Linked DNA regions of Homo sapiens: region 1 is linked to region 2. A link is an interaction called in ENCODE POLR2A ChIA-PET data of the cell type or tissue named here. Cell type or tissue: PC-9. All regions are shown on one strand. Each heading gives the region's core, and the rest is flanking DNA. Links, peaks and the distances in the headings are about the cores only.

Region 1 (10,034 bases), core at 1,427-9,426, 86 kb before region 2:
CCATCCAGGTCTACAGCAGTCCCTTTCAAACTGCCAGCATCTGACACGGTGAGCTCCATTTTGTTCAGGTTAAAGTCAGACCTGGACAGCAAAGGTCTCTTAAACACATGGGGGAATAGCCTCCATGGACTCTTGAGATTAACTTCTGCAGTTCATTTTTAATTCACTCATGAATGTAATATCTAGTCACAAAGGTGTAAACAGAAAGGTAAAAGTATATAAATGTATAAGATGATCATTTGAACACTTTCCTTTTAAATTCCTTATCCCCTAGGAATTAATGTAATATTTGAAATAAATTCTGAAATGATTCCCTAGCTGATTTAACACCTGGAAACTTGCTTGTAGGTTCATAAGTGGCAGAAAGACTGTGGCCCTAAAGGAGTTCATCTCTCAGAATTTAGAATATAGACCCTACACCAGGAACCCATAAAGAGTTGCCCTCTGGTATTCACAGACATAGTATATGCACCTTGGACCATTTCCAAACTCAAAGATCCAGACCTGCTAGGGATTTTGGGTTTTGCCAAGGCATTATACCGTATTAAGAGGCTAACATAGTACATCATGGTGACTATAGTTAATAATGATATGTTGCATACGTGAAAATTGCTGAGAGAGTAGATTTTGTGTTCTCACTACAAAAAGAAAGGTAAGTAGCTGAGGTAATGCATATGTTAAATAATTTGATTTAGCCGTTCCACAATGTATACATATATTAAAACATGCTATACACCATAAATATATACAATTTTTACATGTCAACTAAATTTTTACTTTGTATTAAAAAAGGCTAATGGGGGGTAACTGCAGCTAATGAATAAACATCCAATAGGTCCAGCATTCCCATGTCAAGTGTCCTCTGCCTGTCATCCTTTATACAATAATTCTAATGAAATGCTAGATGGAATGGGACATACCACTCAAGAATACCACAGATGATCACCCTTAAGATATTATAAGATGGGCAGAGAGCACAGACTTCCACTCTTAACTCTTGCCTGGCTGATCACAAATCATATCCCAGCCCAGGTCCAGGGACCTACTTGCTTCCTTACAAACGAGGAGACCCTGGTTCTAAGACTTTTGCTGAGAGCAGAAATAACCTCCCCCATCCTCCTGCTCCTTAAACAAAAGAACCTTTAGGGCAATTGTCTAAAAGGAAACAACATACCAGAAATACAATTCCTGGGTTAAAGCAAGCAAAGCTGCTTTTCTAATAACTCCCATTTTCTATGCATACCCTGGGTCCAGCATTCCATCTTCCAGGTATGGTTAGAAAAGAGATCAGACCTTAGTGACTGCTGGTGAAGTGAATTGCATGCTGCAGCCCCTCATCAGCATCTTTGTACAGCTCAGTTTCGTGTTTTCTGCAGAATCAGGAGCTGACAATCAAAATGGCCCCTCACTCACATTCATTGGTCAGACTGGGCTTGTGATAACAATTTAGACTAATCACTGACAAGCAGGGATGGGGAGCACTGAAGTCAGCTATTGGCTGTGTCCCGGAGCAGTTGGGCATTCTGCCACTGGATGCTGCTTTTGTAATCTTGTCATATGACAAAGCATTATGATGTTCTTTTGTTTTCCTTGGATTGGCTTAAGGGCTGGTGAGAAGCAGGAAATATTCTGCCATGGGAAGTCTACTGACCTGCAAAAATTTATCAAAATACACAGAAGCAGGAATGGAAGGTGGAAAAATTACAAACTGTGATAATCAGCTCCAAGAGCATGTAGGGGTAAAAGGAGGTAGGTAATACCTCTCCTTACTCATTGTAAGAGTCATGGCTGACACTCCTATAACAAAAGACAAGTTAACAAGAGAAAAGCATAACAAATTTACTTAATCAAAGTTTTATGTGATATGAGAGCCTTCAGAAATGAAGACCCAAAGATCCAGGGAAAACTGTTTTTGTGCTTAGGTTCCATGAAGAATGGGCAGCTCTGTAGAGATGTGTTTGGACAAGAGTATGATCTAATGGTAATAGACTGGGTTCAAATTCTTCTTGGACTCTCTGTGTAGCATTTCTTCTTTGCAAGTATGGGGCAGGATTCCTCTGGATTAAGGGTCTTCAAATGAGAAGGGAGAAGGGAGAGAGTGACCTTCCTAAGTTTTATGGCTTGCTTTGGGGAAAGGGCTTCTAGTTTCTATCATTGTCTTGCGGAAGAGGAATTCTAGTTTCCATGGTTCACTCCAGGGGAGAAAGAAGCATGAAAGACAAGAGGGCAGGAGAAGGTCAAAGAGATCTTTCTTCGGAGGCCCTTCCAATGTCTTTCAGTTCAAAGTACTCAGCACACCGAGGCGCTATACTTTGGGCATCATGTTCTGAGAGCCAACAGCTACAGTGAAGAAGTATGAGAGCAGTCACTGAGTAGGGAGGGAGCTTTCAACTAACTTAGAGGAGCAGGGCCTGACCCTAGCAAGCATTCCTGGGGCCTCCCGATTGCCATATGGGGCAGTACTTATGTGTGGGACAGTGATATGAGGAGCTACACTCAGGAAGCTTCCTGATCTCAATTTTTATTATGATTTGTTTCTGATTTGGGATCTTCCTAACTGAATTAAAGAACTTATATTAATTTCTAGCTTAATTCAGGCAGGAGTTAGTCCAAGTATCATTCGACAAACTTTATTAATCTTTTAAAAGTGCCTTGGCTTTGGGTTTAGACCTATTTCAACCTCACCTCCACCACTTAGTATCTCTACAGTGTTGGGAAAAATCACCTAACCTCTGTGACCCTAAGATATTCCTACATAAAACCTGGGAATAATAAATTATACCTCACAGAAGATTAAATGTGTTTCCTTACAAGCATTATGGTAGACCAGATATACACAGAACAAAAAGCCTGTGTATCACAATGAAAAATGCTATATAATCTGCAAAACATATTTTTTAAATGCACAGCTGCATTTATAAGAGAGTAAGGAATTCCCTGAAGTCCAGAAATGACAGGAAAGTGAAAATCCACCAGAATAAGCATGTGTTCATTTGTGTTGGTGATCTACATCACTTTCTCATGGACTACATTACATTATGAAGGAGATGGAAGACAAAGTCTGGGGCCTGCACGTGGTACATTGTATCATAGAACTCACATAAAACCAGGACCCATTCAGAGGTTAAACTGGAGAACAAACTCCTTGCAGACGTAAATGATGGGGCTACACATGCCTGTTTTTGGCTTTGGCCCTAAGTAAAGCAGGGAGGAAAAAAAGTCATTGATAATTTCTAATCTTAAGTGGAGAAGCATGATTGTTTTGGGCTGAAATTCTCACTATCCATGCGGCAAGAAAAAAAAAAAAAAACCTCAAGTAGAAAATTTCATTTTAAGCAATTCTGGCTTGGTAGTGCTCCCATGCACCTAACAAAAGCAAATAAAAACACCCCTCAAAGGGAAACACTTTTTACATAGTTCTCAAAGAATTTCCAAGTTTGATAAAGTTCCAAGGAATATCAGGTCATAATACAAAATCAAAGAATACACACAAATAAATAAGCCACAATGTGCAAAAGTTGCCAGATAATAAACGATAAGCCAGAGCAACAAAACTGCAGATATTGTAATTGAATAGAGAATAAAAAAGAATGTATTTAGTACACTTTGGGAGGCCGAGGCAGGTGTATCACTGAGGACAGGAGTTAGAGACCAGCCTGGCCAACATGGTAGAACCCGGTTTCTACTAAAAATACAAAAATTAGCAAGGCATAGTGGCGGGCATCTGTAATCCCAGCCACTTGGGAGTCTAAGGCAGGAGAATGGCTTAAACCTGGCAGGTAGAGGTTGCAGTGAGCCGAGATCGCACCACTGCACTCCAGCCTGGGCAACAGAGTAACTCTGTCTCAATAAAAAAAAAAAGAATGTATTAGTGTATTTAGTAAATTTCAAGATAAAGAAAGAAAAAATTAAGTTTTAACAAAGGAATAGGCCGGGCGCAGTGCCTCATGCCTGTAATCCCAGCACTTTGGGAGGCTGAGGTGAGCAGATTGCCTGAGGTCAGGAGTTCAAGACCAGCCTGGCCAACATGGTGAAAACCCATCTCCACTAAAAATACAAAAATTAGCCAGGTGTGGTGATGGGTGCCTGTAATCTCAGCTACTCAGGAGGCTGAGGCAGGAGAATCTCTTGAACCCAAGAGACAGAGGTTGCAGTGAGCTGAGATCATGCCACTACACTCTAGCCTGGGTGACAGGTCGAGACTCCATCTCAAAAAATAAATAAATAAATAAATAAATAAATAAATAAATAAAGGAACAATAGTGTATTAAATTTGATTAGGCATATTTGCACAAGAACCAAACAAAACTTAGAAATATAAAAACTAAAATAATAGAAATTAGAAACTCAAAGGATTTGTTGAAAAGTAATTTATACACAGCTGAAAAGCATTTATTGATTTAGAAGACAGATTCGAAGAAACTACTCAGAATGCAGCACAGAAAAACAGTGAGATGGAAAATCAACAGAGATATTCAGGGACATGGAGAACAAAGTGAGGAAGTTAAAATGCATGTGATCAGAGTTGCAGAAGAACAAATAAAAGGGAATGGAGGAAAGGCAATAGTTGAAGAGACAATGACCGAAATTTTCGGAATTAATGAAAAATGCTAATCCTCAAATACATGAATTTCACAAAAGATCACCCAAGCAGATGTCACCTAAAAACATAGTAGTATCTTTTAAGTGCCTTTGAGGCAGAAAGATTTTTAAAACGACAAAAAACAGAAGAAATATCTGTGAAGGAATTGGTATTAGGTTAAGCTCAGACTTCTCAATAGCAACCAAAACACAGTGGGAAATAGTTTCAAAATGCCAAGAGAAAATAATTGTCAGCCTATAATTTGACTTTTTAACCCTTTTTATTTGAAATGATTTTAGACTTAAAGTTGTAAAAATGGTGCCCAGAATTCCCATATACCCTTTACGCAGCTTCCCATCATGTTAACACCTTACATAAACATAGAATAATCTTTAAGACAGGAAACTAACAGTGACAACATATAATCAACTAATCTACAAGTCTTGTTCAAATTTTACCAGTTGTCCCACTAATATTCTTTTTCTAGTTCAACATCCAACCTGGGATCTTCCCCAAAATGACCTTTGTTCACAGTGTCATAATTCACCCTGCAACACAAGCTCTGCTCAACTAGAGTTTGATGAATAAAATGATTTTCTCTTTGCCATGGTCCCTTTATATGAATATCTCATAAAGCATAAAGGTCAGGGTGGTTCCTGTTAGAATATTCACTTCCCTTGATTTCCTGCCAAATATCATTTCACAACCCTCCTGAGCTCCCTCTTGATTATAAAGGGAAAGACATTGACTCCAGTCTGACGCAATAAACAGAAGAGTTTTTGATGACCCTGCACCTTCTTTTCTTCTGATTTATGTGGAACATACCAGCAACAAAATCCTGAACCAAGATCCACCAGGGGATGGACAGGTGTCCTAGGTATGCCCAAGAATGATGCAACATCCCCAGCCATGCGCATGATGGCTGAGGAATCTGGGGACAGCTATTGTGTGGAAAGAAAATCTTACAAAGGGAAATCCTCATAGGAAATTGCGTAGGTTGGAGAAAGAGCCACACTCAGTCAGGCTTAGCCTGTCTTTTCTCTCCTTTGGTCTCCCAGAGGGAGCTGTTATATTCTAATAGCCTGCTGCATTGTTTTTTTCTAAAGAGAATTCTAGGAAATTGACATCAGGGTCTCCAAGACTACCCCTAGATTTGATGATTCACTGGAAAGATGAGCAGGATTCAACATATGGTCATACTCACAGCTAAGCCTTATTATAACAAAAGTATACAGAGCAAAATTAGCACAGACAAAAAGTGCATGGGGCCAAGTCCAAAGAAAATCAGGTATAGGTTTCCAAGAGGGCCGGTAGAGTCATCAGGTTGTGCTTAATTCCTCCAGCATCAAATTGTGACAACACATGTGAAGCCAGTTAGACTGTGTGCCCAAGGGTTTTACTGGGGACTGATCATGTATGCACCCTCTGCCTAGCATGTACCAAAATTCCAGACTTCGAGAAGGAAAGCAAGTGTTAGCATAAACTCCATCATTTGCATAAACAGTCTTAGCATAGTAAGCCACCCATATCATTTATAGAATAGCTAGAAAACTTAAAAATCCAAGTTCCCTGATGTTAGCCAAGGGCCAACCTTGCAAGCAAGTCTTTCTAAAGATAACAGTTTCAAACTTGCCATGCTAACTCTGCATGGTCCATCCCCTTAGTCCTTAGCAAGGCAACTTTATAGTAAAATTATTATTTCTAGGATCTCTGTCAGTATTGATCTCAGTTTTTTCCAATACATTCAGTATTTATCCTCTTTTAAGGATCCTGAATTTAGCCAGCTTAAACAAATCTGATTAATTATAAAGGTCTATCTTAGAAGTCCAGAGAGCTTCCTCCGTACATGTCTATATTAAACTTTTAACCTGGTGGCACATCACAGCTGAGGCCAGGAAAGTAAAGTGGACCTGATCACCTTCCTGGGCTGAGACAGTGTCATGACAGTCAGGTACACACAGACACAAAGCACAATCCCAGAGGACATGCATGGCAGCCCAAGCGGGACATGCCTTAGGCAGTACAGGTTTACAACCCCCACCATGTGGCCTTCCATGGTGAGGCCTACCACCGTAAGGTTTCCATCCCAGTCCAAAAAATACACTGAAGTCCTTGCTTTCAGAGGAACTGCCTTCAAGCTATCAGTTCCAAACACAGGAGTGAGGAAGACATCTGAGGTTTTCTGGATGGAAAGTTCCAGAGTGGATCCCCACCTCCAACCCCAGTGCTGTCTGTTGTGCTCAGAGGCTCAGCAATCTGAATTCAAAGCATTAAGTAGGAGTTTGGAAAGACAGCGTGGGAAGATTTCCGTCAGACAGAAGGGAAATCTTCCAGGAACAGTTCTGAAAAACAAAAAGATTGTTAATGACTTCCTCTCCTTTATGCCTCCCTGGGGGCTGAGTTTCTATTTTTTTCCATTGCGACAAAGTCAGAGAGTCCTATTCAGCAATCATATATTTTTGTTCAGTTATATCCCATTCTCACGCAGATCTTTCAACTGGAAAAAGTGTATACAAAAAGGACAAAAGGACTTTCACCAAAAAAACATTTTCATGCAATTTAAGCATAAAGAGGTATCATGCTCACATTGTCTGCTACTGAACAAAACTGGGGTCCACTTGCCCAGCCCAGTAAAGCCAAACACCCACAGTGGGGTTTTGCAACAAGAGAAAGGAGGGCATTTGTTTGCGGGTTGCCATGCAAGGAGAATCCCGCAGCTCACGCTTAAGACCCTATTTTTGGTTTCTATAGAGAACCAAACATCACCTGACTCTAACTTCCTTGGCTGTTGTTGTAAGCTATTATTACCTTCTTGCTTATCAGCTTGCAAACTTACTTCTCAGGGCCCGGTAGTGCCTGGAATTTCCCTTGAAGGAACTTGAGATTTTCCTTTATTTCCATGCCTGCGTGGGGGTCCTGGCAGGCCACTAAGAAGGAGTCCCTGCTCCATCTTATGTCCAGAATGAAATCCTGAATTTTCAAAAACTTTCAAAATTGGCTAACATAAACTCCCACCTCTTTCATCCAAATTATACACTGAGCCTAGAAATTAGTAATCCTTTTCTGGGGTCAATTGCATTTAATAATCAAACTTCTAAGGTCAGGAAATGCCACTCCAAAATATATCACTTTGGACTTCAAAATGAAGGCACTTGAGAAATAGCAAATGCAAGACAGGATTTTCTCTGAGCTCCCTTTATCTGCATAAAGATAGACCCTCCAAAAGGAACTCAGATGTCATGAATCCCTTCCCAGGGAATCTTATCAACCAGGAAGATTAAACTTGGTTCACTGGAGAGAACACTGGAGGTTGACCCCGTGTCCAGACAGACTTCGTCACAGGCTGTCACATATTCTTCTGAGGGCCCATTCATTTTTCATCAAAACAATTTACTCCCCCTAAGTAAGTTGCCTACATCTCCCCTCCCCTCTCCTTTAAAAAGAGGGTATATAAGCTTCTTGATCTCACTGGGTTTGGGGCGTTAACTTTCCTTTCATATGATGCCCCATGCACGTAATAAGTTTGTATACCTTTTGTTCTGTTAATCTGCCAGTTTTCAGTTTATTTCATAGATTCAATTATCAAGCCCTCAAAAGATATAGGGAAAATGTGTCCTCCCCCTACCTTACTAAGGTGTGTGTGTGTGTTAGGACAAAAGTGAGGGATGTAGATTCAGGCTGTCAGATCATTTTCACAGATTGAAACTAATTGGGAAAGTTGAAAAGAGCAAGTCAACAGCAATGAGATAGTCTCAAGATGGGGAGAGTCCAGTCTGTCAGGAGTGGTTGGAGGGGTTACACTCCCTGTGATGTGTCCTCCTCCAACTTACAGCTTTCAACAGGGATTATAAATCAGTAATGCAATTAGCCTCTGTATCATGAAGGGGCTCAGACTATGCCACCCCAAAACATGCCATTTTGACATAAGAATTATTTTGAGTTAAAGGGAATTGAAAAAAAGCAGACGCAGGATGAGTTGTCTGCCCTACTTCTGTCTGCCTGAAAGCAGAATATAAACGTCTCTTGTGATGGTATCCCCAACCCCTACTTCCATTCAAGAAACGGGATAACAACCTTATCACTGGACAAAGTCTACACAAACAAATCTTAGTAACTAGCCCTCATCTACCATTAGTTTCCCCAAATATTTGTCTTTGCACAATTTGACACCCCTCAAAGTTCAAAGTTCCTTCTTTTTTGTCTGGCCACTTCTCTACAAATGTATTGTTATTTTGTTAAGATGCTCAATAAGTCTGAAGTTCTAGCCACTTCTTTCACTTGCTCATCACTGAGTTCTCTGGTGTGAAGAGACTGATGGGGTTCAGGAGGATATGATATTTATTAATTATTTAGGTGCACCGGCCCAGTCAGATTAACATCTAAAGGACTGAGCCCTGAACAAAGAGTGAAGTTACCTTTTTTTTTAAGACGGAGTCTTGCTCTGTGGCCAGGCTGGAGGGCAATGGCGCAATCTCGGCTCACTGCAAGCTCCGCCTCCCAGGTTCAAGCGATTCTCCTGCCTCAGCCTCCCGAGTAGCTGAGACTACAGGCGCATGCCACCAGGTCCAGCTCATTTTTTGTATTTTTAGTAGAGAAGGGGTTTCACCATGTTGCCCAGGATGGTCTCGAACTCCAGACCTCGTGATCCGCCCACCTCAGCCTCCCAAATTGCTGGGATTATAGGTGTGAGCCACCGTGCCTGGCCTGAAGTTACCTTTTAAGCATTTCTTGCAGGGGGTTGGGGGGAGATCTGTGCAGGGGGAAGGATACTACAGAAGAGAGAAACAAAGGCAGTTATTCAATTGAGACATGCATTACATCATTTCTTACTTTTTAAGGAAAAGCATGTTTTGCGACTTGAGTTTATCTGTCTAGTGAACTTGCAGTTGCATAGCTAGGGAAACAGAGTCTTCACAATGCCTGGGAAGGGAGGAGAGATAAGGCTTACTAGCCACAGAAAAACAGGCAGTTAATTTTTTAAAGGACTCCAGTTCTTTCTCTTTCTCAGGGGGAGTTGGGTTTTCTTACATACAACTGAGTTTTTGCTTACACACTCTTTCATTTCTTTTAATTTCTGTTTCAGTAGGGCCCCAGCCTATGAACCTAAGACGGGAAGAGGAAATAATGTTTGCTGAGCCAGGCGCAGTGGCTCACGCCTGTAATCCCAGAACTTTGGGAGGCTGAAGTGGGCGGATCACTTGAGCCCAGGAGTTTGAGATCAGCCTGGGCAGCATGACAAAACCATGTCTCTATAAAAAATACAAAAATTAGCGAGGTGTGGTGGCACATGCCTGTAGTCCCAGCTACTCAGGAGGCTGAGGTAGGAAGACGGCTTGAGCCCAGGAGGTTGAGGCTACAGTCAGCTGTAATCATGCCACTGCACTCCAGCCTGGGCAACAGAGCAGAAACCCTGTCTCAATAAAAATCTTTAATGCACAGAATGGTTTTTTTC
Region 2 (10,034 bases), core at 681-8,680:
CCCTGTTTGAGCTTTAGAAAGCTGTTTGAGCTGTTTGCTCTTCCCTGTTTGAGCTTAGGGTCAGAAATCTGGATTCATCCACCTGCACGTGGGCCGGAACCTCAGGTAACCACACAGAAGCTGCCCCCCAACCTTTCTCCCACTCCCGAACTCTTCCCTACCTTGACCTATACCCACACCTTGCTCTGCCCACAGTTGCAAAAATAAGCTATCCAAGAATGAACATAGGTCTTCATCTTTCGTAGGACAAGGTCCTTGAACTCTTCCATCATTACACTGGTCAGTGGGAAAAGGCCTAACTTGTCATCACAAAAGAAACATATTTATGGAAAAATGTGAAAAGGGCTGCATTTGAAATGCTAATTCTAAAGCCTTTTAGTGCCAACTCAACTCAAAAATAAACTGCTTTTTACTTAATTCTAGACCAATCTTAGGTCCCAGATCCCTCAAAAAGACCTCTGACCCTTAAACAATTAAGAGCAATAATGAGAGTAATAATGATCACTCTCATCTAAACCTCAAAATCCCTTTTCATTGGTTTGACTCTCTTGGGTCAGGAGAGAAAAAAAAAAAAAGCCTCTTTTAACTTATTTAATACAGCCCTGGGCCTCAGGTAGATAGATCCTTAGGGGCTGGGGAGAAAAGGAGAAAATTTTAATCTTCAATTGAGACACTCAAAGCCCATATCAAGAAAGGAGCCCCAATCAGCTTTGTAAGTAATGATGTGGCTCATTAATAGGTGATACTAACCACACATGTCCCCGTTAGCAGGAACAAATTATTCTTGCCAAGTTCAGGCATTCCCTGGCAGCTGAAGGAAACATGAGCTGCCCACATGTTAATATACTTCAAATTGCTTCTCAAGGGAGAGGATAATGGGTAGATAATTGTAGATGTGGGGGGATAGGTACCTCAAGTTCTTTACACTATTCATTCTACTTTTGTATATGTTTGAAAAGTACCATCATGTTTTGTCTTAAATGTCAGTCCTTTTATCATTATTTATATCTTCCCACTCCCCAACCAAATAGTTTTCCGTGCTATGGGACAAAACCTCAGTTATCTGTCATTGGTAGCTACGCTGGCAACAGATATAAAAATCTATTGCTTGACGGAGTTAAAAAAAAAAACAAAAAAAAAACTTTTTTTTTTTTTTACTCAAACTTTCAAGTGTGAGAAAAGAAACTCAGATATCCACCCTGAATTTGTACTATTTCATTTCAGTAAACAATTTCAGAATTAGACCTACTGGGACCAGGAAGGGGAGTGTCAAATAGACATTACCATTTTCATTATCACTGGCAGTGGTGAAGGCAATTCAAAAAGAACTCAACTCCTAACTGAGAAAGCCTGACTTTGGTAATGTGGAAAGCAGACAGTGGAACTAGCTCACTTTTGGGACAAAATATGCTCCCCAATTCACCCCCTCAACCCTAAATGCTCCCCAAAAGAAGCCTGGATCAATCAACAGCAAATTAAACCACTGAGCCTGAAAGTAGTGGTTTTGATAGATCCTCTTGGGAAAACTCTTGGAAATCTCCAATCTAGAATCTTCCTTCAATATTGATTAGAAGACTGAAGCATAATCCAAAGGATTTTATCTGTCCAAGGGAGCGTCGGTTTCCCAACAGCTTCTTGAACCCACATAAGATAATCCAAGTAGGCACAGGGGAAGGACACAGGGCTTCAGCATCAGCAGCATCCCAGTTTTACAGGATTTCACACTAGAGGATACTGAGCTGTGGGAACTGGTGCCTCAGTTTCCACATCTACAAAATGATAATAATAGAGGTCACTATGGGGATTAAATTCGACAATGACAATGCATAGGAAGTGCCTGGCATAATAGCTCACACATTGGAAGAACTCAATAAAGACTTCTGGTTTTTGTAAATCATTTGATTATTTAACACATCTTAAAATGCTGACCACATCTTAGCATGATCCAGACAGGCCCACTCACCATCCAGTCCAAACCTCTTGTCCGAGGGAAAAATGTCTTTCCAAACACAGGACAATAAATTCATTTTATTTTGCTTTTGAAATAAGAAAATATTAGCATAAATATTTCATCTATTAATGAAATTACAATCTGAACAAAAAGCCCAATCATACAGTGTATCTACAAAGTTAGATAATGTCTTCTGATTTTCTACTCAGATAATTCCAAAGTAGAGCTTACAGTAGTAGAAAGAAATATTTAAGATGTAAAATTATCCCACTATAATTTTGTTCTTGATTCCACAAAATACATCATTCCCATGAATTTCTCAGTTTTGAAATAAACAGTATAGACACATGGAACATTAACACTAAAATTCTGTGTAGAAATGTAAAATAGTAGACCTTAAGATGTACATTTTTCTTACTGATTTTCTAAAAATGCTGCCTCAAAAGGGAAAGTAAAATGCAAATCTATGCATGTATAAAGTCAAATCTCCCAAATGTTTTTATACAAAATCTTTAAAATTTCTGATCACTATGCTTATTTTTCATAAATACTTGTAATACTTCACAGAAATTATATTGCAGAACCACATAAACAAAATTTTGTTGTGATCATGATAAAAAATATGTATAAGAATATTTGTAACTATTCATATTTTTAAACATCTTTAGGCTTGAAAATTCAAGAAATGATATTTAGGGCAAAGTGCTATTCCAAACAGATATAACTTCATCTTAACTTTGACATTTTACAGATACCTTCCAATTTTTTTTTTTTGAGATGGAGTCTTGCTCTGTCGCCCAGGGTGGAGTGCAGTGGCATGATTTTGGCTCACTGCAACCTCCACCTCCTGGGTTCAAGCGATTGTCCGGCCTCAGCCTCATGAGTAGCTGGGACTACAGGCGCCCGCCACCACGCCTGGCTAATTTTTTGCATTTTTAGTAGAGACGGAGTTTCACGATGTTAGCCAGGATGGTCTTGATCTCCTGACCTCATGATCCACCCGCCTCAGCCTCCCAAAGTGCTGGGATTACAGGCGTGAGCGACCATGCCCAGTCCCAAATATTTTTAAAATTGCAAATGACAAAGTCAATGGGGTTCAAAACTAAATTCTTAAACTAAGTAAGGAGATAACAGACAACATTTAAATTTGTCTTTGGAAAACAACTATGAAATATTACCATTTTCTCCTATCAGATCAAGTCAGTATTTCATTCTGAAAGCAATGTATTAACATGTGATTTTATGAAATAATCAAGGTATAGGCAAGCTCTCTTGCGGAGCATACACATTAACTCAGGATCATCCTCATTGCTGTTTTTTTTCCCCCAGCACTTGTGAGGCCTTGTAGGGGACAGTGGATTAAATAGCCTTCAGGGTCAAAACAGTTCCTTGACATTTGGATTTTAAACTCCTGGTAATTAAAATTGATTGCATAATTTACTCCTATTACAGGTGTGACACACTGTGAGATTCAGGATTATAATTCTTTGGACTTAAAATGGTTGGAAACAAGCTGGGGGATCTGGACTTTTTCTTCCCTCCATGCCTTCCCTCTTCAATCTGAAGACTCAGAAATTATCCCAAACCATAGAAAAGTGGAGTATTTGAGAATGAATAAACTTATAATCCAATGAGTAGATTTCTAATTATTATCTATAAAGAGATGAAGAGCAGTGGATAGTGGAACAAGAATTAACACAGGGAGAAAGGAATCTCACCTTTAGAATATCTCTAGGATAATATTTTTCAGACAACTGACTCCCTCCAATCCTCTTTTGGGTAATGATAAAACTAAATGTCTGATCTGCAAAGAAAACTCTCACCAGAGACCTGCTGATTCAAGAATTCAGTTCCTGCCCAATTGGAATACTGCCAACATTTTTCCAACCTAACAGGAATGCGTCTGCAGTCTAAGTAAGAGCTTCTTCTCTGAAGGTAAAAGACGGGAAGTTTTGGTGTTGTTGACATTTCAGGTAAGATTGAGAGGTTGTCCTTGTGACTAAGTGTGTTCTGCTAAATTTAGAGTAAGTATTATATGTGATGGTAACAAATGTGAGAGCCTGGAACCCAGTCTTAGGAAAAGAGCTTTCGGTTTCCAGTGGACAATTTCAAATGGATCTTACCAGATGCCCTTTAAGATCTATTCCAACCATGGCATTCCATGATTATTTGGATTCTCATAGTGGTGTCTACCCTTGGGCAGAGGCAAGGGCTGGCTGGAAGACTAAGAGAAAAAAAAAATAAGAGTTTCTTTCTATATTAATCACCACTTTTTGAAGAATCTCAAGTATTCTTTAACAATCCCAAGTAAAACCCTAATGAGAAACTCCACCATGAAAAAGTATGGCATCTTCACTCTTCACCACCACACCCAAGCTGACCTCCCTTCTCTAACCAGAACAAGGTAAGCAAAGCTACACGTTAATGTTTCCATTTTCTTTCTGAGGAGGGAACATGAAGGGCCTGAGACTGGAACAAAGCTGCTGCCCAGTGTCATCTGCTTTGGTTATGCTTTGAAATTATCCCTAATTACAGCTAATTATATCAGCTGTGTCCTTACATTTCTTACAGAGCTATGCCCATTGACCAAAAGATACGAGTTCAGTTATGAGCACAAATCCCAAATGAGAAGGCTCTGGGCTAGTCCAGCTTTCCTTATTATGTGCTGTTTTCCCTTATAAATATTAATATGTTAACAAAACAATAATAATAATTTCCTTGGAAGGCAATCCTTCTGCCAAAATAAAAAGTTTCAGAAACATGAAGAATCTGGTGGCCCCACCTCTCTCAAACCTGAAGATTCTGGGGCTCAAGGCCTTTGGTCATGTGAGGCTGTAGCCAGGCACTGCTGTAGCCACAGGCTCCCCATGTTTCTGATCTAATTCTCTTGCCACAGAATAAGCCACTGATCCATTGGTCCATAGCTGCAGCTTAGGATCAGATTCTTTGGCAATGAACTGCAACTGGGTTTTTCTCATTCTCTTTATAAGTCTAGCAAAGCCAAGCAACACAGAACTAAATATCATTGAAAATCCACAGAGGAGGAATGCTGCAGTGTAGCTGCCGGTGGTATCTACCAGCCGTCCTGTAACAAACAACAGCAAAATTTTATTTTTGAGTTGAAAATTCAATTGCTTACCCACTCTCAAATTCTAATGATTTGTAAGGATAATAATAGATCGATAGCACCACCAATTGTAACTTTGAAACAAAAAGAGGTCACCTAAAAATATTGTGCAGCAACTGAAAAATACATTCTGTTTTCCAGGAAAACTTCTAGAGTGAATTGATTGTTGTTCTGTAAAGTGCTTGGAAAAGCATCATGTACTTAGTAGTCACAACGTAAATATTAGTTACTATTAACCCCATGAAATCTGGTAAAAAGATAAAAATAGCATCATTTAAATTATTAAGGTTGGAATAATTTACCTAGGGTGTTAAGAGAACATATTTGTACAAAATGCCAGTAGTATTCACAGCACCCATACACTGTTTTGAGTAACATGACATGCTTCAAAGCAGTATCACATTTTCAACTGGATTCAGTCATTGTACTCTATCCAGTTTGAAAATCAGAACTTTCAGCTATTTTAGCAGTTGCAAATGCAAACTAGCTTTTTTTTCTTTATCTCTTGTTGCAACAAATTAATCTCAATATCTATCTCAGCTCTAAATTTTGAGGAAAACCGGGCATATGATATGCAAAATAGGGTCCACAATGACAGAAAACCAGTGGAATAACATTATACTTCGTCAGGCAATTATTTTATAATTAACAAAGGTTTTTTTAAATTCCTTCAAACTTTCCTTATCTGCCAAGAAAACCCACCAGAGAAGTATATGATTTCTTCTCTTACCCACTTCAGATCCATTCGTCAAAAATAGCATGTAGAAGTTGTTATAAGCCCCACAAAATTTCCTGAATTTAAACTGCTCTCAAATATTTTAGTTATTGTTTGATTTACTTGTGCAATTCTATAGCACCAAACAAAAAAGACTGAGTACACAGTTGTCATTTGAAAGGTAAATAAATAAGAAAATGATACAATAAGAATTAATCCTCGAATTTCCAGTAATGAGTATCATGTCTGATTTGCCAATGAAGGCCACGAACTGAATCCCAATTTCATTTGTGTCCTGTGACCTTTGATAGAATGACACTGTTTCTAAAGGTTGGTGAGCACTAAAATAAGCTATGAAAGGAGGATGTGGGAATATTTTGGGGGCAGTTTTCAAAAATGGAGCATTAAACATAAAGATCTGTATCATGGAGTTCAAACTGAACAGGGTTTTGTCATCTGCACCACTCAAGCGGCCACAATTTCCCCTAGTTTGCTGTTTTTATTCCACCCCAATTGCTGGATTTGGAAATAGCCTGAAACTGTCTATTCACAATAATAGCTAATAGCAGAAACTCTGCCTTCCTCAAAAAAATTCCTGCCTTCTTTCTAGGCAAAGTTTTGGGTTATTTCTCTTTTGCCTGTCTTCAGAGAACTTGTTCACTCTCTCAGTTTTAATTTAGGCAGATAATAATATGGAACAGTCATTCTCAATATTTACCTCGCATGAGCATCACAACAAAGCTGGTTGAAAATGCAGATTTCTGGAACTCATCCTCAACATTCAGATCACAGGTGGGAGTGTCAAGGAATCTGCATTTTTAACAAGGTCCCTAGGAGACTCTGATGCAGGTGGTGTAGACCACATGCTTTAGGAAGGAGAAACAGCTTCTGACCTGTTTACTCCTGTCTCTCCAGCATGATAAACACAATGCTAGTTACACATGCAATATGTATTTGTTGAATTACTTGTTTAATGCATACAATAAATATTTGTCAAATTGTTTAATCATGCTTCACTCTATAGCATTTTAGAGTTTATAAAACATTCTATGTGCTTTATATGATGATTCCCAAATCTATATATAAACCAGGCCATCCACTAAAGCTCATATTTCATCTTTAAACAGCTCTATTGAGCATTTTTACCTGTATATTTCAGAAATCTCAACATATCTAAAAACCATATTCATTATTTTTCAGGCAAAGCCACTTTCTCGAATTTCCTTATTTTCTCAACCATGACATTATTTTCTAAGTCATCCTTGACTTCTTTCTCTCATTCACCTCTGTATGCTAAATTCTGCTGAATTTTGTTTTGAAAACTTCTTCCTTGCCCCCAGAGCTCATCTTTATTTCTGCTGCAGCAGCCCTAGCTCAGGCGTTTATCAGCTGCCTCCTAAACTATTAGAATGGAATCTTAGCTACCTCTCTCCTAAGTTACTAGATCAATTGCTAGATCACATTTTCTAACATATATACTTTACCATATTATCCTTTTACATAAAAACTTTAATACTATCCACAGTCTCTGAAGAATAGAGCCCAGTTCCTCTGTCTGGCACCCAAAACACTCCACTATGACACTGGCGTTTATAATTTCAGCCTCATCACCCACTGCCCCCTGTTGGAATCCTGTTCTCCCCTGAGACTTCCCTCTGAATGCACCCTACTTATTTATAAGGCTGAACAACTGCTCCATCCCCCTGCTCCCATCATTAATATGGAAAGGAATCAAGACCCTAATTTGGGACTTACTCTTTCCAGGTAGGCTAAGGTTCTTACTTGGTTGGAAGAAGATTATAAAACAAGGATGTAGGTGGGACCATGATGGTTTTGGGGGCTCTTATATCCCTTTTCTCTTTCACTCTTCCCCAACTCTCTTGACAGTCCTTCTCATTGACTGCATGTGGGTTTGCTGTTTTCACATCAATATGCCAAAGAGAAAAGGTGGTTGGGGTTTCTCTCTGGAAACTTACCTGCGATGGGTGGGCTCACCAAGTATGGCACTGCGTGAAGGAAGTATACCACACCAAGCGCTGATGACAAAGAGGTGGTCCCCACTATCTCTGTGGTCACTACTGGGATCAAAGTCACATAGGCACCATCAAAGTAGCCAAAGGTACAAGAGAAAGGCACGAGCAGAGGGAGACTTTGAAGCATTGGGAGGCAGAGATAGCAGAGCCCATCCATTCCCACGGCAAAGAGGTAGCAAACATACTGGTAATTCTTCAGACACCTGTAGATTTGAAGAACAAGAATAAGTGCAGGAGGTACACATTCTGTAAAAGAGCTTTAGAGCCACGGCTATGCAGCAGTAAGCATTGCAGTTATTTACAGAGATGGCTTTCCCATTGTGTGTTATGTATGCTGTCTTCCTATCTTTCTTTTTTGCAAATGCAAGAATTCATCTCTCCAGGAAGCATGGTGTGGTAGAAAGAATATATACTTCAAAATTAGAAAGGTAGAATATTAAAACTAGTCCTGCCACCCACTGCCTGCCTAACTCAATTTCTTTAGCTATAAAATGGAAAGGTTACTTATCTCACAGGGTTACTCTGAAATTAGTCGTGAAATAAAATAGAAATAAAATGTAAAATGGGGTCTCCAATCTTTTGGCTTCCCTGGGCCACATTGGAAGAAGAAGAATTGTCTTGGGCCACACATAAAATAAACTAACACTAATGATAGCTGATGAAAAAAAGAAAGAAAGGAAAGGAAAGGAGGAAGGAAGGAAGGAAGGAAGGAAGGAAATAAGGAGAAAGAAAGAAAAGAAAGAAATAAAGAAAAAGAAAGAAAGAAAGAAAGAAAGAAAGAAAGAAAGAAAGAAAGAAAAAGAAAGAGTGCATAAATCTCAAAATGTTGTAAGAAAGTTTACAAATTTGTGTTGGACCACATTCAAAGCCATCCCAGGCCACAGGCAGCCCATGTGCCACAGGTTGGACAAGCTTGATGTAAAGGATCAGAAGGGTAATTTTCCTAGCAGTCTACCTTATTAGATACTTTTAGGTATGTTATCCATTGGTATCTGGCATGTCATAGATCATAAATACTCAATAACCCAAGTGGTTACACAAAGGGGAAACTGTAATACAAAGACATTAAAATGATTTGCCAGAGATGATGGAGGTCTTGGACTAGGATGAAGTCTAATATATTTCAAGATCTCCCAAGTGGTATTCCCATTAATTTTCCTGATAACTCCAAACCCATTTATGATACCAATAATTTCAAAGAATCTGTATAATGTCAGCTCCAACAGCTTATGCTTTACAAACATTTTTCTACTCACAGCCTCATTTGAACATCACAAAATAGTATAAGGTCAACAGGCAAATATTGCACTGGCTCATTTTACAGATAGAGATCATTGTGGATCTGAGGGTTAGGTGACTTTCTGTAGGTCACAGGGTTAATAAGGAGCAAAGCCAGTGCAAGAACTTAGGTCTAGTATGCCTCAGAGTAGAGATGCCTCCATTAGACCTACACCTGGCTGCTTCTTGCTGAGTTATTTGATTGTGAAAATAGGTAATCTTTGCTCTTCCACTTCTTCTTTAACCATTAAAAATGTGGAATCAATACTAAATATCATATTCATAACACTGGAGAATGGCAGTTGGATCCTGATTAATTACCAAAAACATAATTTGTGAGAAGCTACATGATGGTATTAGCCCTGCAGGTCATATCTCAAGTGTGAATGGTTCATCATTTAGGAGAATATGAGTAGCCTGCACTCTTCAGTCCAAACAGATGAGCATTTGCTGAAGAAATTACTTGGTAGATTTCTTATAACTTTGGTTTCTAAGCCTGCAATTACAAGGAAATTACTTGCAATTTGCATTGTCAAACATGAATATGTGGCTACAGACAATGTGTTATCATTGCACCTGGCCCTCCTGCCTAAACTGAATTCTGCTCCTTTTTCCATTGCCAGTCAGGACTGGTTCAAAAGAAACTAACACCACCACACCCAGCCAAAAGTTGTCTTGCTTGAGGACTGACTTGTCTTGGGATGGAATTAAATCTACCGCCAGAACTTGTAGTTACCCTAGGCTTCTGCAATTTAGACACATCTGGCCCATGACATCTTTTTGTACTACCTGTGAATTAAGAACGGTTTTTCCGTTTAAAAATGGTTGGAAAAAATCAAAAGAACAATATTTTGTGACACATGAAAATTATAAGAGAAATTCACATTTCAGTGTGCATAAAGTCTTATTGGAACGTAGCCACTCTCTTTT

Evidence for each region. Peaks named below come from ENCODE experiments on the same cell type or tissue, not always from the same donor. Only the 100,000 strongest peaks of a DNase experiment are listed, where the experiment ranks them.
Region 1: POLR2A ChIA-PET joins it to region 2 with 11 read pairs; 5 of 35 experiments call an interaction of 5 or more read pairs at or near these places.

Annotation. Positions count from the first base shown.
Region 1 is chr10:89,341,318-89,351,351 of GRCh38, forward strand. It overlaps a transcript of LIPA not described here. Among named protein-coding and RNA genes, the nearest start is that of IFIT3, 18 kb to the left of the region's middle. In PC-9, for the core only: no CTCF peak of the experiment used is centred there; a DNase peak (open chromatin) is centred at 5,324; H3K27ac peaks cover 3,052 bases.
Region 2 is chr10:89,428,291-89,438,324 of GRCh38, forward strand. It overlaps SLC16A12 (solute carrier family 16 member 12), which reads right to left. Exons shown (of 8, transcript NM_213606.4): 7 at 7,770-8,029; 8 at 2,009-5,036. The coding sequence ends at 4,774. Among named protein-coding and RNA genes, the nearest start is that of IFIT5, 19 kb to the left of the region's middle. In PC-9, for the core only: no CTCF peak of the experiment used is centred there; a DNase peak (open chromatin) is centred at 3,811.